Regions from separate parts of the Homo sapiens genome. Here region 1 is linked to region 2. A link is a loop called in an ENCODE intact Hi-C map of the cell type or tissue named here. Cell type or tissue: psoas muscle. All regions are shown on one strand. Each heading gives the region's core, and the rest is flanking DNA. Links, peaks and the distances in the headings are about the cores only.

Region 1 (12,380 bases), core at 4,150-9,149, 400 kb after region 2:
AGATAACTGCCCTTGTGGAGTGATGGGGACTTGAGTTGAGTGTTAAAGCCCAGTGAAGATTTGGCGAGGGGCGCAGAAGGCAGTTCCAAGAACAGTCACAGTGGTGGGCTTGCAAGAAGTTTGAGAGTCTGGTTGAAAGAGCAGACTGTGGGACCTCTCCTTGCTTATCCTGGAGGGAAATGTGTGATGGTTTTTTCTGTTTTGGCAGGTGTATAGCTTCTTGGATAAGATGTCTTTCTACAATGAACTTTATAAACACAAGCCTCATGATGTGATCTCCCATGAAGATGGAACTCTTTGGCGGAGACAAACACCCAAACTCCTTTATCCCCTTGGTGAGATAAAGAGATCCCCCTTTTATGACAGCTTTTTTTTTTTTTGATGTCTTGCTCTGTCACCCAAGCTGGAGTGCAGTGGCAAGATCATAGCTCACTGCAGCCTCAAATTCTTGGGCTCAAGTGATTCTCCCACCTTAGCCTCCCAAAGCACTGGGATTATAGACGTGAGCCAATGCATCCAGGCAGTTACACTCTGAGGCTCACATCTGTACCAGGTGCTCAAAGAGGAAAATATACAGGGAATAGCCTCACCGTTTTAATCCTGGCATCATCACCACTGACTTCTCCAGTCATCTAGGCACTAACAGTCCTATGAGGTACTGTTGTTATCATCATTTGAATGGAAAACTGTTCTTTGCACTCAAGTGATTTTCAGACATATAGAAAGAGTCACTTGTCGGCCAGGTGTAGTGGCTCACGCCTGTAATCCCAACACTGGGATTACAGGCCAAGGTGGGCGGATCACGTGAGGTCGGGAGTTCGAGACCAGCCTGACCAACATGGAGAAACCCCGTCTCTACTAAAAATATAAAATTAGTCGGGCGTGGTGGTGCATGCCTGTAATCCCAGCTACTCGGGAGGCTAAGACAGGAGAATCGTTTGAACTTGGGAGGCAGAGGTTGCAGTGAGTTGAGATCGCGCCATTGCACTCCAGCCTGGGCAGCAAGAGCAAAACTCCATCTCAAAAAAAAAAAGACACTTGTCTACATGACAAGAACTTTTTTGTGTATTTTAGTTGAAAAAGCTTTAGGAATGTTAGCTACTAAGAAGAAAGCCTGTGAATCCCAGAACTTTGGGAGGCCAAGACAGGCAAATCACTTGAAGCCAGGAGCTCAAGACCAGCCTGGTCAACATGGAAAACCCCATCTCTACTAAAAATACAAAAATTAGCCAGGAGTGGTGGTGCGCACCTGTAGTCCCAGCTACTTGGGAGGCTGAAGCACGAGAATCACTTGAACCCAGGAGGTGGAGGTTGCAGCGAGCCGAGATCGCGCCACTGCACTCCAGCCTGGGCAAGAGGGAGACTCTGTCTCAAAAAAAAAAAATGTCTGTGAGTTTGTGTATCTCTGTGTGTTTAAAATATTGATGTCTGGTAGAGGAGTTACATTTTTTATTTATCCTCAGATATTAGACTAATTTATCTTTCTCTCTCAGGGGGTCAAACCAACCTTCGCATACCTCAAGGCACTGTGGGCCAAGTAATGTTGGATGATAGGGCATACCTGGTACGCTGGGAATACTCCTATAGCAGCTGGACCCTCTTTACCTGCGAGATTGAAATGTTGCTTCATGTTGTTTCAACTGCAGGTAAGGTCAGCTTTCGGAAACATCACCTACGAGGAGGAAAAGTGGATATGCTTGGAGGATTTAGAAAATAGAATATCTACATAAAATTTAGAACCATCAAGATTGTGATTTGTCTGATTTGTGTATCTGGGTCTCAGAGACTGTTCAGTGATCTTAAAGGGGTTGTTTGCCGTGAGGTCACAGGCTGTCTTTCTTCTCAGATGTGATTCAGCACTGCCAGCGAGTCAAACCCATCATTGATCTCGTCCATAAGGTCATCAGTACAGACCTGTCGATAGCAGACTGTCTCCTGCCCATCACATCTCGCATCTACATGCTGCTGCAGCGGTGAGTCTGTCTTGGCTGACCCTCAGCTGCCCAGTAGAGATCTCAGCACTTGTGCCCTCAGTTTGCAGGAACCTGGACACATACCCACTGGGTTAAAGTTCGCGCATATTCCTTGGTTTTCCTGTTTTTATATCTGTGAGGGTTTTCCTGTTTTTATATGTCTGCTGAGGGGAGAGACTGGGGAGAGAGAAGTGGAAAAATGTTTGTGAGGGAACCAGTTGTATTATTTGCTTTATTGAGTATAGTGTATTGTTCTCCAACCAGGTTAACGACAGTGATCTCCCCACCTGTGGATGTCATTGCTTCTTGTGTCAACTGCTTAACTGTTTTGGCTGCCCGCAATCCAGCAAAGGTGAGATGCCAGATCTTCCCAAGAGCCAAAAATGTAGCACTTGGCACATACCTGAAGATATGTGGGCATTTAACTCTTCCTTTTCCTTCTCAGGTCTGGACTGATCTTCGTCACACAGGTTTTTTACCATTTGTGGCCCATCCTGTCTCCAGCCTGAGTCAGATGATTAGGTGAGCCAAGTCCTAGGGTGGTGGGCCATATTCCCTAGTGAGAACCACATATGTCTCAGATCTAGCCTAGGTTTATTAATTTTATTTTTATGTATTTGTTTGTTTATTTTTTTGAGATGGAGTCTCACTCTGTTGCCCAGGCTGGAGTGCAGTGGTGCAGCCTCCGCCTCCCATGTTCAAGCAGTTGTTGTGTTTCAGCCTCCCGAGTAGCTGGGATTATAGGCTCGAGCCACCACGCCCAGCTAATTTTTGTATTATTTATGTATTTATTTACTTTTTTTATTTTTTGAGATGGAGTTTCGCTCTGTTACCGAGGCCAGAGTGCAGTGGCACGATCTAAGCTCACTGCAGCCTCTGCCTCCCGGGTTCAAGCAATTCTCCCACCTCAGCCTCCCCGGTAGCCAGGATTACAGATGTGCGGCACCACGCCCGGCTAATTTTTTGTATTTTTAATAGAGACGAGGTCTTACCATGTTGGTCTGACTCGTCTGGAACTCCTGGTCTCAAGTGATCTGCCCGCCTTAGCCTCTCAAAGTGCTGGGATTATAGGCGTGAGCCACCGCGCCTGGCCTGATTTTTTTTTTTTTTTTTTTGAGATGGAGTTGCGCTCTTGTTGCCCCGGCTGGAGTGCAATGGCGTGATCTTGGCTCACCACAACCTCCGCCTCCCAGGTTCAAGTGATTCTCCTGCCTCAGCCTCCCAAGTAGCTGGGATTACAGGCATTCACCACCACGCCCCGGTAATTTTGCATTTTTGGTAGAGATAGTGTTTCACCGTGTTGGCCAGGCTGGTCTCGAACTCCTGACCTCAACTGATCCGCCTGCCTTGGCCTCCCAAAGTGCTGGGATTACAGGCATGAGCCATGGTGCCCGGCCGAGAGCAAGAGAGATTTCTTATCCAACATCAATCACGTTAGTATGTGAGCATTTACTTTCCAGCCCAGAAAATCCAGAGGTTTCTAGATTCAGGGACTTGGTGTCCCGTTATTAAGCCACAATCACTCTGTACTTTTTCTCATTTCATGGGTTCTCGAGCTCAGCCAGTAGACCACTTACCAGTACACAGGCTCCATCTTACTACCTGAGCATTCTCGCCTTGCTGTCTCTTGACAAAAATGTTTCCCTGATGTTCCTTTGATTTTTTTACTTTCAATCTAGGTTTTACATCAATAAAACATGTTCTTAATGTTTACCCTGGGTACAGAACTGTCTTGATTGGATTATTTCCACTGGAGAGCTTTTCTATTTTATATTCAAGTCATCTAGACTATAACAAGAATGCTCTATGATTAGTTTCTTGAAACCTTGAAATTTCCCTATCATTTTTTTTCCCTCTACTTCTTTTTCCAGTGCGGAAGGGATGAATGCTGGAGGGTACGGAAACCTCTTGATGAACAGTGAACAGCCTCAGGGCGAGTATGGGGTTACTATTGCCTTTCTGCGCTTGATCACCACCCTTGTCAAGGTACAGTCTGATTTTGTTCACAAAGGGCAGAAAAAGAAAAGGTCCAGTCTTGTCAGATGACTCTGAAATAGTTTCCCTGGCCCCTGGTGCTGTAATCTTCTTGTCTGTAGGCAGAATAGTCATCTTGAAGTTACAGTGACAACAGTTTCTATGTATTGAGTACCTAGTATGTGCCAGTTATGTACTCTATTAGGTGCTTAATTATGTGAATTTATTTAATGATTGGAAGGTTTATGAAGTAGAATGGAAGAGGCCAAAAGGGTATTGCAGTTACTATCAAGCTATTTTGACAGTAACCTGGGATAATATCATATCCCAGTATATATACATGTGTGTATATTCCTGAAGCAAAATTTCACAGTTTATTTCACAACATTTATTCTTACCACACAAGTTGTACCCTGATATTTTCTATTCAGTCTCCTCCCTATTTAAGTGAATTTTGACCATAGACTGATCTCATAATCTACTAATGGGTTACAACTCGGTTTGAAAAATACTGACATAGAGCATAAATAATGACATAGAGCATAAATTTTGGAGTCAGAATTAGGTTTACATTCAGGTTGACAGCTTACTAGCTGCATGACCTTGAGCAAGTAAAGAATATCTTAAGAGTCTCTAAAACAGAATGCTATATGGTCTCTACCTCATGGGATTGAGAAGAGGGTCATGCATGAAAAAAACTATACTTCCTGCCTGCAGGAATCAATGAATGCTTAAAAAGAAATGATTGTAGGCTGGGTGCAGTGATTCATGCCTGTAATCCCAGCACTTTGGGAGGCCGAGGCGGATGGATCACCTGAGGCTGATCAGGAGTTTGAGACCAGCCTGGCCAACATGGTGAAACCTCATCTCTACTAAAAATACAAAAATTAGCTGGGCGTGGTGGTGGACGCCTGTAATCCCAGCTACTCAGTGGGCTGAGGCAGGAGAATTGCTTGAACCTGGGAGGCGGAGGTTGCAGCGAGTCGAGATCACGCCATTGCACTCCAGCCTAGGTGCCAAGAGTGAAACTCCATCTTGGGGGCGAAAAAAAAGATTGCATATAGAGATAGGAATATATAGATATTTATATATAACTAAAGAGTCCCCATTTTTAGTAGAAGGATGCTACAGTTAACAGATATCATTGGGTATCAGATTTTTGCATATCAGATCTCCTTTCTAGTATTTCAGTGATGGGATTGAGGTTAGGGACGGCTGGCAATCATGATAGTGAAGTGGCATTGTTCATCATCAGCAATCCTCTATCCTTTATGTTTAAGGTGCCTCCCTTCTGTCCAGATTTAGCCTGCATCCCTTTTCTTCGTGTTGGTGCCTTTTGTGACATTCTCTTTCATCACTTTTTCTATTCTAGAAAAGACCCACAACTTGGGCTCAACTATAAAGTAGGACTTTTGATGTTTCTTTTTTTTCATTGATGACCAAGGTTTGCCTAGATTTCCTTTGGACCTATCTATGGTTTTGGAATTAAATCTCTAGGTAACTAAATGACTTTTCCTTAAATGTGCGGAAGTCCTCACTGCATGGTTTCTTGTAGGGGCAACTTGGTAGTACCCAGAGCCAAGGACTTGTACCCTGTGTAATGTTTGTGCTGAAGGAGATGCTTCCCAGCTACCATAAGTGGCGCTACAACTCTCATGGAGTGAGGGAACAGATTGGTAAGGACAGCATGGGCAGGGAAGACCTGGGGATTTCTGGCCCCACTGGAGAGCTTTTTTCTTTCCCTTTCTTGAGATAAGGGGTCATTTCACAAGGCCACATCATTCCTCTGTCTTTTCTGGAGTCCAGGTTGCCTGATCTTGGAGCTGATTCATGCGATACTGAACCTGTGCCACGAGACAGACCTGCACAGCAGGTAATGAAGGGTTGATTACTAGAGCTTGGTGCTCGCCAAGGCAAGACACGGGCTTTTGCTGTGCAAAGCCGTCTCAGTTCTTCCAGAGAATTTACCTTGCTTGAGCCCAGAACTCAGTAATCTTGAGGTTGTTAGTTGCTTTCCATTGGCCTGTTTATCATTTCTCACTGTGGACAGAGAAGTAGGAATGAGAGAGAGAGAGAGAGAGAGAGAGTGTGTGTGTGTGTGTGTGTGTGTGTGTGTGTGTGTGTGTGTGTATGTGTATACATACACTAATATATTAATCATTCTTTATGATCGTTACAAAAGTTCATTCCTGACGAGACACTCTTCATATATATCTGCATCCCAGGGCCAGTTACTATGTATTCTTGGTTTTTTCCTCTTTCTGTATTGACTGTAACTTTCTTTCCATGCTACTGCTTATAGATGTCTTATTTTAATGGTTCTATGCATTCCATCATATGGATTAATTATGATCCTTTTCAGTAGCTGTATCTGTTACTTGATGGACATTTAGATTGCTTCTCAGGGTGATCTTTAGGTGATCAAGTCTGTTTCAGGAAAGTGATCAGAGTGCCTTCAGCTTGCAGAGAGCTGGTCTCCAGTGTCCAGTAGGTTAGGTTAGCCACCCTAGCCTAATTGGACAATGCCCTTCCTTCCAAGATACACTGAGTGGCTCCCTGGTAACTCAGAATACCTCTGTCTTCCAGTCATACTCCCAGCCTGCAGTTTCTCTGCATCTGCAGCCTGGCATACACAGAAGCAGGACAGACAGTTATCAATATCATGGGCATTGGCGTGGACACCATTGACATGGTGATGGCTGCTCAGCCTCGAAGGTAGGGCTCCTTCTCCACGTTCCCTTTGTCTGTCTTTATTGTGCCTGCATGTTACTAATAACTCCAGTTTAAGTTAACTTGCAGTAGCTTTTAGAAGACGACATTGTTCTTCCTAGGACATAGCCTTTACATACCCTAGTGGCTGCTGTATAGATTGGCGTATAGCAAAGGGAGTTGATTACTCCTCCTCTCTCCTAGTTTGGACTGGGGCCTCTAACAGAAGCTGTTGAACTCTGGGATTATTGTTGGAATCTAATTCATGAGAGCACATATATTGCGAATGAAGTCATACTGTCTGAATCATCTTTGGTTTCCATTTGGCACCCTAGTGATGGGGCAGAGGGCCAGGGGCAGGGCCAGCTGCTGATCAAGACAGTGAAACTGGCATTCTCCGTCACCAACAATGTTATTCGGCTGAAACCTCCTTCTAATGTGGTGTCCCCCCTGGAACAGGCTCTCTCACAACATGGTATGTATTTCTCTTCCAGTCACAACATGGTATGTATTTCTCTTCCAGTCATTTTTGCTCATAAATACGTATCTTAGGCAGTGTTTTTGGATGTCAACAGTATTTTCTGCTTCTTGAGGAAGTTTGGGAATGATTACCAGCTCCTTTCCTGAAATTGGAAACAAAAGGACTAGATGGTACTTTATTTCTGCCTCCTATTGATGATAGAATAATAGTTAAGAATGCAGATTTGAAGTCAGACTGCCTTGGTTCAAATTTTGTATCCAATCAACTGTGTGACCTTGGGTACGTTATTAAACAACTCTGCCTCTGATTTCTCATCTGTAAAATGGGGATAATGGTACAGGTTGAGTATCCCTTATCTGAAATGCTTGGGACCAGAAGTGTTTTGGGTTTCAGATTTTTTTTTCATATTTTGGAATAGTTGCAGTATACTTACCAGTTTAGCATAAATCCAAAATGTTCCAGTGAGCATTTCCTTTGAGCTATAGTTAGAGATTTTGACACATTCCAGATTTTTTTTAATTTTTTAATTTTTTTTTTTTTTTTTTTTTTTTTTTGAGACAGTCTAGCTCTGTTGCCCAGGCTGGAGTGCAGTGGCGCAATCTCGGCTTACTGCAGCATCTGCCTCCTGGGTTTAAGCAATCCTCCTGCCTCAGCTTCCCGAGTAGCTGGGATTACAGGCATCTGTCCCACGCCCGGCTAATTTTTGTTTTGTTTTGTTTTATTTTGTTGTTTTGTTCTGTTTGGTAGAGACGAGCTTTCGCTATGTTGGCCAGGCTGGTCTCGAACTCCTGACCTCAGGTGACTTGCCCTCTTTGGCCTCCCAAAGTGCTGGGATTACAGGCATGAGCCACCGTGCTCTAATTTGAGGTTTTCAGATTATGGATGCCTGTAGTATCTTCCTAATAAGATTATAATAAAGGGCTGGGCATGGTGGCTCACGTCTGTAATCCCAGCACTTTGGGACGGTGAGGCTGGGGAGGATACTTTGAGTCCAGGAGTTCGAGACCAGCTTGGGCAAAATAAGGAGACCTCCATCTATACCAAAACAAACAAAAAAAAGTAGCTGGGCCTGGTGGCATATGCCTGTGGTCCCAGCTACTCAGGAGGCTGAGGTTGGGGGATTGTTTGAAGCTTGGCAGGTCAAAGCTGCAGTGAGCCATGATTTTGCCACTGCACTCCAGCTTGGACAACATAGTGAAACCCTCTCTCAAAAAGAAAAAAAGATAGGCTGGGTGCAGTGGCTCACGCTTTTAATCCCAGCACTTTGGGAGGCCGAGGTGGGCGGATCACGAGGTCAGGAGTTTGAGACCAGCCTGGCCAACACAGTGAAACCCCATCTCTACTAAAAATACAAAAGTTAGCTGGGTATGGTGGTGGGTGCCTGTAATCCTAGCACTTTGGGAGGCCGAGGTGGGTGGATCACTTGAGGTCGGGTTCAAGACCAGCCTGGCCAACATGGTGAAACCCTGTCTCTATTAAAAATTTTAAAAATTAGCTGGACGTGGTGGTGCACGCCAGTAATCCCAGCTACTCAGGAGGCTGAGGCAGGAGAATTGCTTGAACCTGGGAGGTGGAGGTGCAGTGAGTCGAGATCGTGCCACTGCACTTCAGCCTGGGTGACTGAGTGAGACTCTGTCTCAAAAAAAATTAATAAATAAATAAAAATTAATAAAATAAGCACCTATTTTATTCAAAATGTATCTTTGCTGTCGATGAGTTGGGTTGAACTGTTTATCCCCAAATTCTGACTATTCTTTTGCTCCTCAATCAAGAGAAGGATACAGCCACCTAGGTTTGCTGTGGCCCTCCAAGTACTTGAGGGTAAATTCCTTCACATACACACTGTGGGTCTTTTTTGAACAGTCAGTGCTCTAAGGACTTGAATTAGGCACACTTGATATCTAAACTGTTTCCTGTGCTGCTTTAGGTGCTCATGGAAACAACCTCATTGCTGTTCTAGCCAAATACATCTACCACAAACATGACCCTGCTTTGCCACGTCTTGCCATTCAGCTGCTGAAACGTCTGGCCACGGTAGGATCGTACTTCATGCACACACACTGTTTATATGAGGGTGTTTTTTTCCCCCTGATTACAAAAGACATGCTCAGGCCACGTGCAGCGGCTTAACGCCTGTATATAATTCCAGCACTTTGGGAGGCCAAGGTGGGAGGATCATTTGAGCCCAGGAGTTCAAGACCAGCCTGGGCCACATAGTGAGACCCCATCTCTAATATAGAAAAAAGGAGAAAAGGCTGCGTGCGGTGGCTCATGCCTGTAATTCCAGCACTTTGGGAGGCTGAGGTGGGTAGATCACAAGGTCAGGAGTTCAAGACCAACCTGGCCAAGATGGTGAAACCCTATCTCTCCTAAAAATACAAAAATTAGGGGGCCGGGCATGGTGGCTCACGCCTGTAATCCCAGCACTTTGGGAGGCCGAGGCGGGTGTATCACAGAGTCAGGAGATCAAGACCATCCTGGCTAATACGGTGAAACCCCTTCTCTACTGAAAAATACAAAAAATTAGCCAGGCATTATGGCAGGCGCCTGTAGTCCCAGCTAATTGGGAGGCTGAGGCAGGAGAATGGCATGCACTAGGGAGGCGGAACTTGCAGTGAGCTGAGATCGCGCCACTGCACTCCAGCCTGGGTGACAGAGCAAGACTCCATCTCAAAAATTAGCCAGGCGTGGTGGCAGGTGCCTGTGATCCCAGCTACTTGGGAGCCTGAGGCAGAGAGTTGCTTGAACCCGGGAGGCAGAAGTTGCGGTGAGCTGTGATCACGCCACTGCACTCCAGCCTGGGCGACAGAGCGAGACTCCGTCTCAAGATAAAAGGAGAAAAAAGACATGCTTATTGTAAAATATTTATTTAAATGTTACAAATAGATGTAACAGAAAGTTAAGATGCCCTATGATCTCCTTATTCCAAGAATCCCTATGGGCAGGGGGATATGCCATGCTCCAGATTTCTTTTTTTTTTTTTTTTTTTTGAAATAGGGTCTGGCTATGTCTCCAAGGCTGTGCTCCACATTTCTTATCTGTGTTCTTGTATTTTAAAAAGTATCGGCTGGGCGCTGTGGCTCACACCTGTAATCCCAGTACTTTGGGAGGCTGAAGCAGGTGGATCATGAGGTCAGGGGTTCAAGACCAGCGTGGCCAAGATGGTGAAACCCCACCTCTACTAAAAATACCAAAATTAGCTGGGTGGCAGGTGCCTGTAATCCCAGCTACTCAGGAGGCTGAGGCAGGAGAATCGCTTGAAACTGGGCAACAGAGGTTGCAGTGAGCTGAGATCACATCACTGCACTCCAGCCTGGGCGACAGAGTGAGACACCGCCTCAAAAAATAAAATAATAAAGGTATTTAGGGCTGGGCGTGGTGGCTCATGCCTGTAATCCCAGGACTCTGGGAGGCCCAGGTGGGTGGCTTGCCTGAGCTCAGGAGTTTGAAACCATCCTGGGCAACACGGTGAAACCCCATCTCTACTAAAATACAAAAAAATTAGCCGGGTGTGGCTGCGTGTGCCTGTAGTCCCAGGTACTCAGTAGGCTGAGGCAGGAGAATTGCTTGAACCCGGGAGGTGGAGGTTGCAGTGAGCCGAGTTCACACCACTGTGCTCCAGCCTGGGCGACAGAGTCAAAAAAAAAAAAAAAAGTATTTGAGTGTGTACTTTTGTTCTTGATAAAAGCAGAATTCCTGGTACTGTTTTTCTTTCTTTTTTTTTTTTTTTTTTGAGACGGAGTCTCGCTCTGTTGCCTAGGCTGGAGTGCAGTGGCGCGATCTCGGCTCACTGCAAGCTCCGCCTCCTGGGTTCAGCCATTCTCCTGCCTTAGCCTCCCGAGTAGCTGGGACTACAGGCGCCTGCCACTGCACCCGGCTAATTTTTTGTATTTTTTTTAGTAGAGACGGGGTTTCACCGTGGTCTCGATTTCCTGACCTCGTGATCTGCCCGCTTGGCCTCCCAAAGTGCTGGGATTACAGGCATGAGCCACCGCGCCCAGCCCTTCCTGGTACTGTTTTTGTTTTGAGACAGTCCCACTCCATCACCCAGGCTGGAGTGCTGTGGCATGATCTCACTGCAGCCTCCACTCCCAGGTTCATGCGATTCTCCTGTCTAAGCCTCCCAGGTTGCTGGGATTACAGGCGCCCACTACAACACCCAGCTGATTTTTTTGTATTTTTAGTAGGGACGAAGTTTTGCCATGTTGGCCAGGCTAGTCTCGAACTCCTGATCTCAAGTGATCTGCCTGCCTCAGCCTCCCAACATGCTGGGATTACAGGCGTGAGCCACTGTGCCTGGCCCCTGGTACTGTTTTATGACTGGCTTCCTTTACTTGATACCATATCAGGCAGTCTTGATGTGCTTCATGCCACATAGGCACATTTGGACTTCCTTCATTCTTTTTTGTCTTTTTTCCTTTTTTTAATTTGGACTTCCTTCATTCTTTTTAATGTTTGCATATCACATCCTAGAATGGATGCATCCTGATTTATTTGCGCTACTTTCTGTCTTTCACTATTACAAGCAGTGCTGCAGTGAACATTATTATCCCTACCACCCTGTAAACATTTGTTTACAGTTCCAAAGATTTATGTAGGTATAAATGAACATGATATTTTTTATTAGATATTTCCAAATTACCTTCCAAAAAACATTGTAACAGTTTATACTTATAACACCAAGTATTCTATCGTTGCTGCAAGGTCTTCATCATTGTTTAGTCTTTGCCAATCTAATAAGCAAAAAAATGTTTCACTTTTCAGTTTGTATTTATTTAACCATGAGGGAAGTTGAGCATTTCTTTATACTGATTACTGTCTTTCCTGTGAATTTGCGGGCATCTCATGCTTGTTTGTGGTGATGTCCCTTTTAGCCCAGAGCTGTAGTCTGGATGCTTCCCTTTCTGCCAATTTTCTGGGAGCTCTTCAGTGCCCTTCTGTGGGAGCCCATTGAGGTTTTTGTGGAAGCAGAGCTCTAAGCCTGTGTGTTCCGGTCTCCACCAGGTGGCCCCAATGTCAGTGTATGCTTGTCTGGGCAATGATGCGGCTGCCATTCGTGATGCCTTCCTGACCCGATTGCAGAGCAAAATTGAGGACATGCGCATCAAAGTCATGATTCTAGAGTTCCTCACTGTTGCAGTAGAGACCCAGCCAGGCCTCATCGAACTGTTTCTGAACCTGGAAGTTAAGGATGGCAGTGATGGCTCAAAGGTAAGCCTGTAACCTGGGATGACACTGGGAGT
Region 2 (7,066 bases), core at 1-5,000:
CCTACAAGGAAAAGTACAGAAGCATCAGGCTTTTGAGGCTGAGCTCTCAGCAAACCAGAGCCGAATTGATGCCTTGGAGAAAGCTGGCCAAAAGCTGATTGATGTCAACCACTATGCCAAGGATGAAGTGGCAGCTCGTATGAATGAGGTGATCAGTTTGTGGAAGAAACTGCTAGAGGCCACTGAACTGAAAGGTAAGAGATGTTCCATTGAATTGTGACATGCATGTTTGGGGAACTAAATACCCCTTTCTATTAAGTATTTTAGGGACATATACCCCCCAAGAAAGGTGAGGTGGATGACTTTGGCGTTAGGGATAATTTCCTGTGTAGGAATTACTTGGCTTAAGTTCTTGATAATAATTTGGTAAATGTGGTCGAGCATACTGGTTGGTGAGGGAGTCTGAGTGAGAAGGAACTGAATTGGGCCTCATTGCTGAAAATCAAAGTTCAGCTGAGAGCCAAGGGCATTTACTAATTCTCCAGTGTCCTTATATCTCAAGGGGGTTAGAATGCTTCCAGTTCAACCTTGAGAAGGTAGAGCAGAGGCTGCAATTGATATTTTCTTTCTCTTTGTGACATAAGTGAAGGAATAAAATTCTGACCTGTATAGTCCTTCACTAAGATACTACTGTTCATGGGCAGTGTTGGCAGAAGGGTAATGCTAAGCAGTACAAAATTAAACTTGTTTTCTTCCATAGGAATAAAGCTTCGTGAAGCCAACCAGCAACAGCAATTTAATCGCAATGTTGAGGATATTGAATTGTGGCTATATGAAGTAGAAGGTCACTTGGCTTCGGATGATTACGGCAAAGATCTTACCAATGTGCAGAACCTCCAGAAGAAACATGCACTGCTAGAGGCAGATGTGGCTGCTCACCAGGTAGTGTGAACTGGGGGCTGTGGTTGGGCAAGTGAATGCAGAAACTATAGGAGGGAGGAAAAGCCAGTAATTTGAGACTAAATGAATTTTGGGAGGGATGAAATGTGTTGATTTTCTTAGATCGCTCTGTGCTGCATGTGCTTCTGCTCAAATTAAATATCATCCCTTAGAGCTTTCTAGGAGCCCCAGATGAAGGAAGGAGATAGCAGAAAGAATCCTCTCAGGAATGGAAAAAAGACCTTATCAATTTTTCTCTGTATACGATAAAACCACACCCAAAGTAAAGTCTGCTCTGTCCTTTTGCATTCCCAGGACCGAATTGATGGCATCACCATTCAGGCCCGCCAGTTCCAAGATGCTGGCCATTTTGATGCAGAAAACATCAAGAAGAAACAGGAAGCCCTCGTGGCTCGCTATGAGGCACTCAAGGAGCCCATGGTTGCCCGGAAGCAGAAGCTGGCCGATTCTCTGCGGTTGCAGCAGCTCTTCCGGGATGTTGAGGATGAGGAGACGTGGATTCGAGAGAAAGAGCCCATTGCCGCATCTACCAACAGAGGTCAGTCTGCTTCCCTCAGGTAGGAATCAACTTGGGAAAGGCTGTGCTATTGTAGCATAAAGGGGATGCATGTCAGGATGGGCAGGGTCGAATTTAAATTATTGAACTGGAACCATGGTGGTAGCTAAGAATGACAAATCAGTGCTGACTTTTCTCTTCATGGTTGGATAACTGGGGACTGGTGTCTGCTTTCAGGTAAGGATTTAATTGGGGTCCAGAATCTGCTAAAGAAACATCAAGCCTTACAAGCAGAAATTGCTGGACATGAACCACGCATCAAAGCAGTTACACAGAAGGGGAATGCCATGGTGGAGGAAGGTGAGTGATTGGTATCAGTGACATGGCTTGGTGCTGCTCCTCGTGTCTCCCCTTCTTGCCGAGGGCATGGCCACGTGGGCATCACAAACCAGGCTCTGGGGCTGAATACCATCCCCATTCTTTCCTAACTGTATGACCTGACCAGACCTTACCCTTTCTGAGCCTGAATTTCTTTTTTTTTTTTTTTTTGAGACGGGGTCTCACTCTGTCACCCAGGGTGGAGTGCAGTGGCGCGGTCTCAGCTCAGTGGAACCTCTGCTTCCCTAGTTCAAGCAGTTCTCCTGTCTCAGCCTCCCAAGTAGCTGGGACTACAGGGACACACCACCATACCCAGCTAATTTTTGTATTTTTATTTTTGTATTTTTAATAGAGACAGGGTTTCACCATATTGGTCAGGCTGGTCTTGAACTCCTGACCTCAGGTGATCCACCTACCTCGGCCTCCCAAAGTGCTGGGATTACAGCCATGAGCCACCGCGCCTGGCTCCGAGCCTGAATTTCTTATCTGTGAAACGGGGATGACAGCACCTCTCCTGACACTGTAGTGGGGAGTAAGTGAAACCAAGTAGGAAAAGAGCTGATAGAGTGCCTGCACGTGCCAGTCTCAGTAACTGAGCGCTACAGTGGTACTGTTACTAGTCTTTATGATACTATCACTAATGCCAACTTGCGATATCTGCTTCTTAGAGTCTAGATAGAGGTCATGGTTTGAGGAGGCAAAAAATGAAACAGTCCATTAGAGGGTTAGAACCTGAGCCTCTCAAAAAAAATGGAATTATGAAAGGGCACAGCTCACCAAAACATAGTAATGAAAGTGCCGTGAACACACAGAGAAAACTTATTTTTGTCCTTCTGTGATGTGTCAACGTAGTTTTTGTTATCCTCTTTCCCTACCCATCTTCCAGGCCATTTTGCTGCAGAGGATGTGAAGGCCAAGCTTCACGAGCTGAACCAAAAGTGGGAGGCACTGAAAGCCAAAGCTTCCCAGCGTCGGCAGGACCTGGAGGACTCTCTGCAGGCCCAGCAGTACTTTGCTGATGCTAACGAGGCTGAATCCTGGATGCGGGAGAAGGAACCCATTGTGGGCAGCACTGACTATGGCAAGGACGAAGACTCTGCTGAGGTAACCAGGCGTGGGAAGCGTCTCACCTGCCAGGGAAGTGGAACAGGGCTTGTACTGAGAAGGAAGTTAGGAGAAGTAGTGATGCGCGGGAGGTGTGCATTACAGTGATTGTTTTTTAAAATGTTTTGGAATCCATTTTTCACTTGGTTTTTTTTTTTTTTTTTTTTTTTTTGGAGACAGAGTCTCACTCTTGCCCAGGCTGGACTGCAATGTTACAATTGTGGCTCACTGCAGCCTCAAACTCCTGGGCTCAAGCGATCCTCCTGCCTCAGCCTCCCAAGTAGTTGGAACTATAGGCAGGTACCACTACCTGCCTAGCTACGCTTTTTAATTTTAATTTTATTTTTAGTAGAGACAGGGTCTCGCTATGTTGTCCCATCTGGTTTCAAACTCCTGGCCTCAAACAATCCTCCTGCCAAAGCCTCCCAAAATGCTAGGATGATAGGAATGAACCACCCCTTCTGGCCCATTTTTCACTTTTTATTATGAAAATGTAATCATACCTAAAGGAGAGAGAAGATGACTTCTCACTCACCTTCAACCGTTAACATTTGTCACTCTTGTTTCATCTATGTGAAACCATATGTGTGCTTACATACATACTAACATACCAACATGCACACATACATATATACATACCTACAAACATACCAGCATACACATGTACATACCAGTGCGCACATATACCCACATACCAACATGCACACATACATACATAGATGTACTTGGTTTTTTACTGGTTATCTGTTTTTTGACTAAAATTCTCAAATTTTATTCATAAAGGTCTAGGTATAGTTCCTGTACCTAGCTCTTACCACTCTTCACAAAAACTAGAATGAGTTGAATTTTTCCTTTTCTTTTTTTTTTTCTGAGACAGAGTCTCACTCTGTCATCCAGGTTGGAGTGCAGTGGCATGATCTCGGATAACTGCAACCTCCACCTCCTGGGTTCAAGCGATTCTTCTGCCTTGGCCTCCTAAGTAGCTGGGATTACAGGCGCCCGCCACCACGCCCAGCTAACTTTTTTTGTATTTTTAGGAGAGATGGGGTTTCACCACATTGGCCAGTTTGGTCTTGAACTCCTGACCTCAAGTGATCTGCCTGCCTCAGCCTCGCAAAGTCCTGGGATTACAGGCGTGAGGCACCGCGCTCGTTCTGTCGCTAGGGCTGGAGTACAGTGATGCAATCACGACTCCCTACAGCTTTGACCTCCTGTGCTCAGCAGTCTTCCTGCCTCAGTCCCCTGAGTAGCTTGGACTACAGGCACGCACCATCACATCTGGCTAATTTTTGTATTTTCTGTAGAGATGAGGTTTCAGTATGTTGCCCAGGCTGGTCTTGAACTCCTGGGCTCAAGCTGTCTGCCTGCCTCAGCCTCCCAAAGTGCTGGGATTACAGGCATAAGCCTCTGTGCCTAGACCAGGATGAGTAAGCTATAATCATAATATATATGATTGTCCCAAAAGATGAGAATCCTGAAAAACTTTGAAAATGATATTAGCACTGTAAGAAGGGCAGGAGGTGATTACGTCATTGTGCAACTGAGAAAGGCTGTTGAGGCAGGATGGCAGGTTGGCGAGGCAGTGGAGGATGGGAGGCTTCAGCCCCTGCACAGTGCTCCATGTGTGGTTTTGGTTTCAGGCTCTACTGAAGAAACACGAAGCTTTGATGTCAGATCTCAGTGCCTACGGCAGCAGCATCCAGGCTTTGCGAGAACAAGCACAGTCCTGCCGGGTAAACTTGTAACAGTTTATGGGTTACTGGAGGGAGGCCTTGAAGGACTCAGATACTGTCAGCAGGTGTTCCTATCATAGGCCCCATTTGACTCTGCTATTAACTCTTGTGACACAAAGATTTACAGAGTTTAAAATAAGATTTATTTATTTATTTATTTATTTAGAGACAGAGTCTCACTCCGTCGCCTAGGCTGGAGTGCAGTGGCACAACCTCGGCTCACTGCAACCTCCGCCTCCTGGGTTCAAGCGATTTTCCTGACTCAGCCTCCTGAGTAGGTGGGATTACAGGTGTTCACCACCATGCCCAGCTAAATTTTTTTTTTTTTTTTGAGATGGAGTCTTGCTAGAGTGCAGTGGCACTATCTTGGCTCACTGCAACCTCTGCCTCCCAGGTTGAAGCAATTACCCTGCCTCAGCCTCCTGAGTAGCTGGGATTACTGGCGCCCGCCACCACGCCCAGCTAATTTTTGTATTTTTAGTAGAGATGGGGTTTCACTATGTTGGCCGGGCTGGTCTTGAATTCCTGACCTCATGATCTGCCCGCCTTGGCCTCCCAAAGTGCTGGGATTATAGGTATGAGCACTGTGCCCGGCCCTACTTTAAAATGAGATTTTTTTTTTTTTTTTTTGAGATGGAGTTTCACTCTTGTTGCCCAGGTTGAAGTGCATTGGCCTGATCTTGGCTCACCGCAACCTCCGCCTCCCAGGTTCAAGTGATTCTCCTGACTCATCCTCCCGAGTAGCTGGGATTACAGGCACGCACCACCACGCCTGTCTAGTTTTGTATTTTTAGTAGAGATGGGGTTTCTCCATGTTGGTCAGGCTGGTCTCGAACCCCCGACCTCAGGTGATCTGCCTGCCTCAGCCTCCCAAAGTGCTGAGATTACACGTATGAGCCACCGTGCCCAGACAAAATGAGATTTTTTTTTTAAAGATACCAAAAATTTAAAGTTCTTGGATCAGATTTTATTGGTAGCTTCAGTGAAGAATTCTCATGAGTGTATATTTGGTACATTTGGTACAGCTGGTGGCATTTGAATCTGCTCTGTACTTAGATGACTCAGCGCGGACGTGTTTTTACCATGTTTGCCCTTCCTTTGGATTTTTAGCAACAAGTGGCCCCCACGGATGATGAGACTGGGAAGGAGCTGGTCTTGGCTCTCTACGACTATCAGGAGAAGAGTCCCCGAGAGGTCACCATGAAGAAGGGAGATATCCTTACCTTACTCAACAGCACCAACAAGGCAAGGCACAGAGAGTGGCTGTGTGTTTGTTCCACGCTGGCACCTCCACGTATGCTCAGTTGGGTTTCTGTGGGTTGCATGTCTCCCTGAAATGAGAAGGCTTAGAATTCAAAGACATGAGTTTCCTCACCAATCCCCCACGTGACATACATTTATGCAGTACTGTGTATGACCAAGAAGTTAATCTGTCTTCTTGAATACCTGCAAGAAGCATAGATAATCACACTCAGAAGGATAGCTTATTTTCACCATTGAGTGTCTCTAGGTGGAATTTTTGTCCTGTCAAGCCAAAGTTTGCTTTCTGTATAACTTGGACCTGTTGGTTCTTTTTTTTTCTTTTTCTTTTCTTTTTTTTTTTTTTTTGAGACAGAGTCTCGCTCTGTCACCCAGGCTAGAGTGCAGTGGCACGATTTCAGCTCACTGCAAGCTCCGCCTCCTGCGTTCACCCCATTCTCCTGCCTCAGCCTCCCGAGTAGCTGGGACTACAGGCGCCCACCACTGCACCTGGCTAATTTTTTGTATTTTTAGTAGAGATGGGGTTTCACCGTGGTCTCTATCTCCTGACCTCGTGATCCACCCACCTCAGCCTCCCAAAGTGCTGGGATTACAGGCATGAGCCGCCGTGCCCGGCCTTTTTTTTTTTTTTTTTTGAGACAATGTCTTGCTCTGTCGTCCAGGTTGCAGTGCAGTGGCATGATCTCAGCTCACTACAAGCTCCACCTCCCAGGTTCACGCCATTCTCCTGCCTCAGCCTCCCGAGCAGCTGGGACTACAGGTGCCTGCCACCACGCCCGGCTAATTTTTTGTATTTTTAGTAGAGACGGGGTTTCACCGTGTTAGCCAGGATGGTCTCGATCTCCTGACCTCGTGATCCACCCGCCTCAGCCTCCCAAAGTGCTGAGATTACAGGCATGAGCCACCGCGCCTGGCCGACCTGTTGGTTCTTACTCCAGACTACAAGCTACATCTCAGCCCAGCAGATCATTGAAGACAGCTGTGACCTCACCCCACAGGCTTTGTCTTCTTTAGGCTAAATAATGACAATAATAAATCCATCCTGGTCCACCAGCCTTTCTTCCCTAACACACTCTGAATTGACAGTGGTGTTGAAGCATGCACAGATTGACTGATCCTGAAAGAGGCCTGCCTTCTGTTTTAGTTAAGGCTGGAGAAATGTCCTTGGCCATTTTTAAGAGCAAGTTTATTCCCA

Evidence for each region. A loop is a pair of places that touch in the nucleus more often than their neighbours do. Peaks named below come from ENCODE experiments on the same cell type or tissue, not always from the same donor. Only the 100,000 strongest peaks of a DNase experiment are listed, where the experiment ranks them.
Region 1: it touches region 2 in a loop (2.7-fold over the local background); 2 of 110 quality-filtered maps call a loop at or near these places.

What each region holds. Positions count from the first base shown.
Region 1 is chr9:128,981,056-128,993,435 of GRCh38, forward strand. NUP188 (nucleoporin 188) reads left to right here. Exons shown (of 44, transcript NM_015354.3): 15 at 209-335; 16 at 1,494-1,646; 17 at 1,847-1,973; 18 at 2,238-2,325; 19 at 2,419-2,495; 20 at 3,845-3,959; 21 at 5,503-5,623; 22 at 5,754-5,820; 23 at 6,534-6,662; 24 at 6,992-7,131; 25 at 9,065-9,171; 26 at 12,142-12,348. Among named protein-coding and RNA genes, the nearest start is that of NUP188, 40 kb to the left of the region's middle. In psoas muscle, for the core only: no CTCF peak of the experiment used is centred there; a DNase peak (open chromatin) is centred at 7,006; H3K4me3 peaks cover 365 bases; H3K27ac peaks cover 993 bases.
Region 2 is chr9:128,583,088-128,590,153 of GRCh38, forward strand. It overlaps SPTAN1 (spectrin alpha, non-erythrocytic 1), which reads left to right. Exons shown (of 57, transcript NM_001130438.3): 15 at 1-194; 16 at 701-882; 17 at 1,195-1,438; 18 at 1,634-1,756; 19 at 2,661-2,878; 20 at 4,519-4,611; 21 at 5,722-5,856. Among named protein-coding and RNA genes, the nearest start is that of SPTAN1, 34 kb to the left of the region's middle. In psoas muscle, for the core only: no CTCF peak of the experiment used is centred there; no DNase peak of the experiment used is centred there.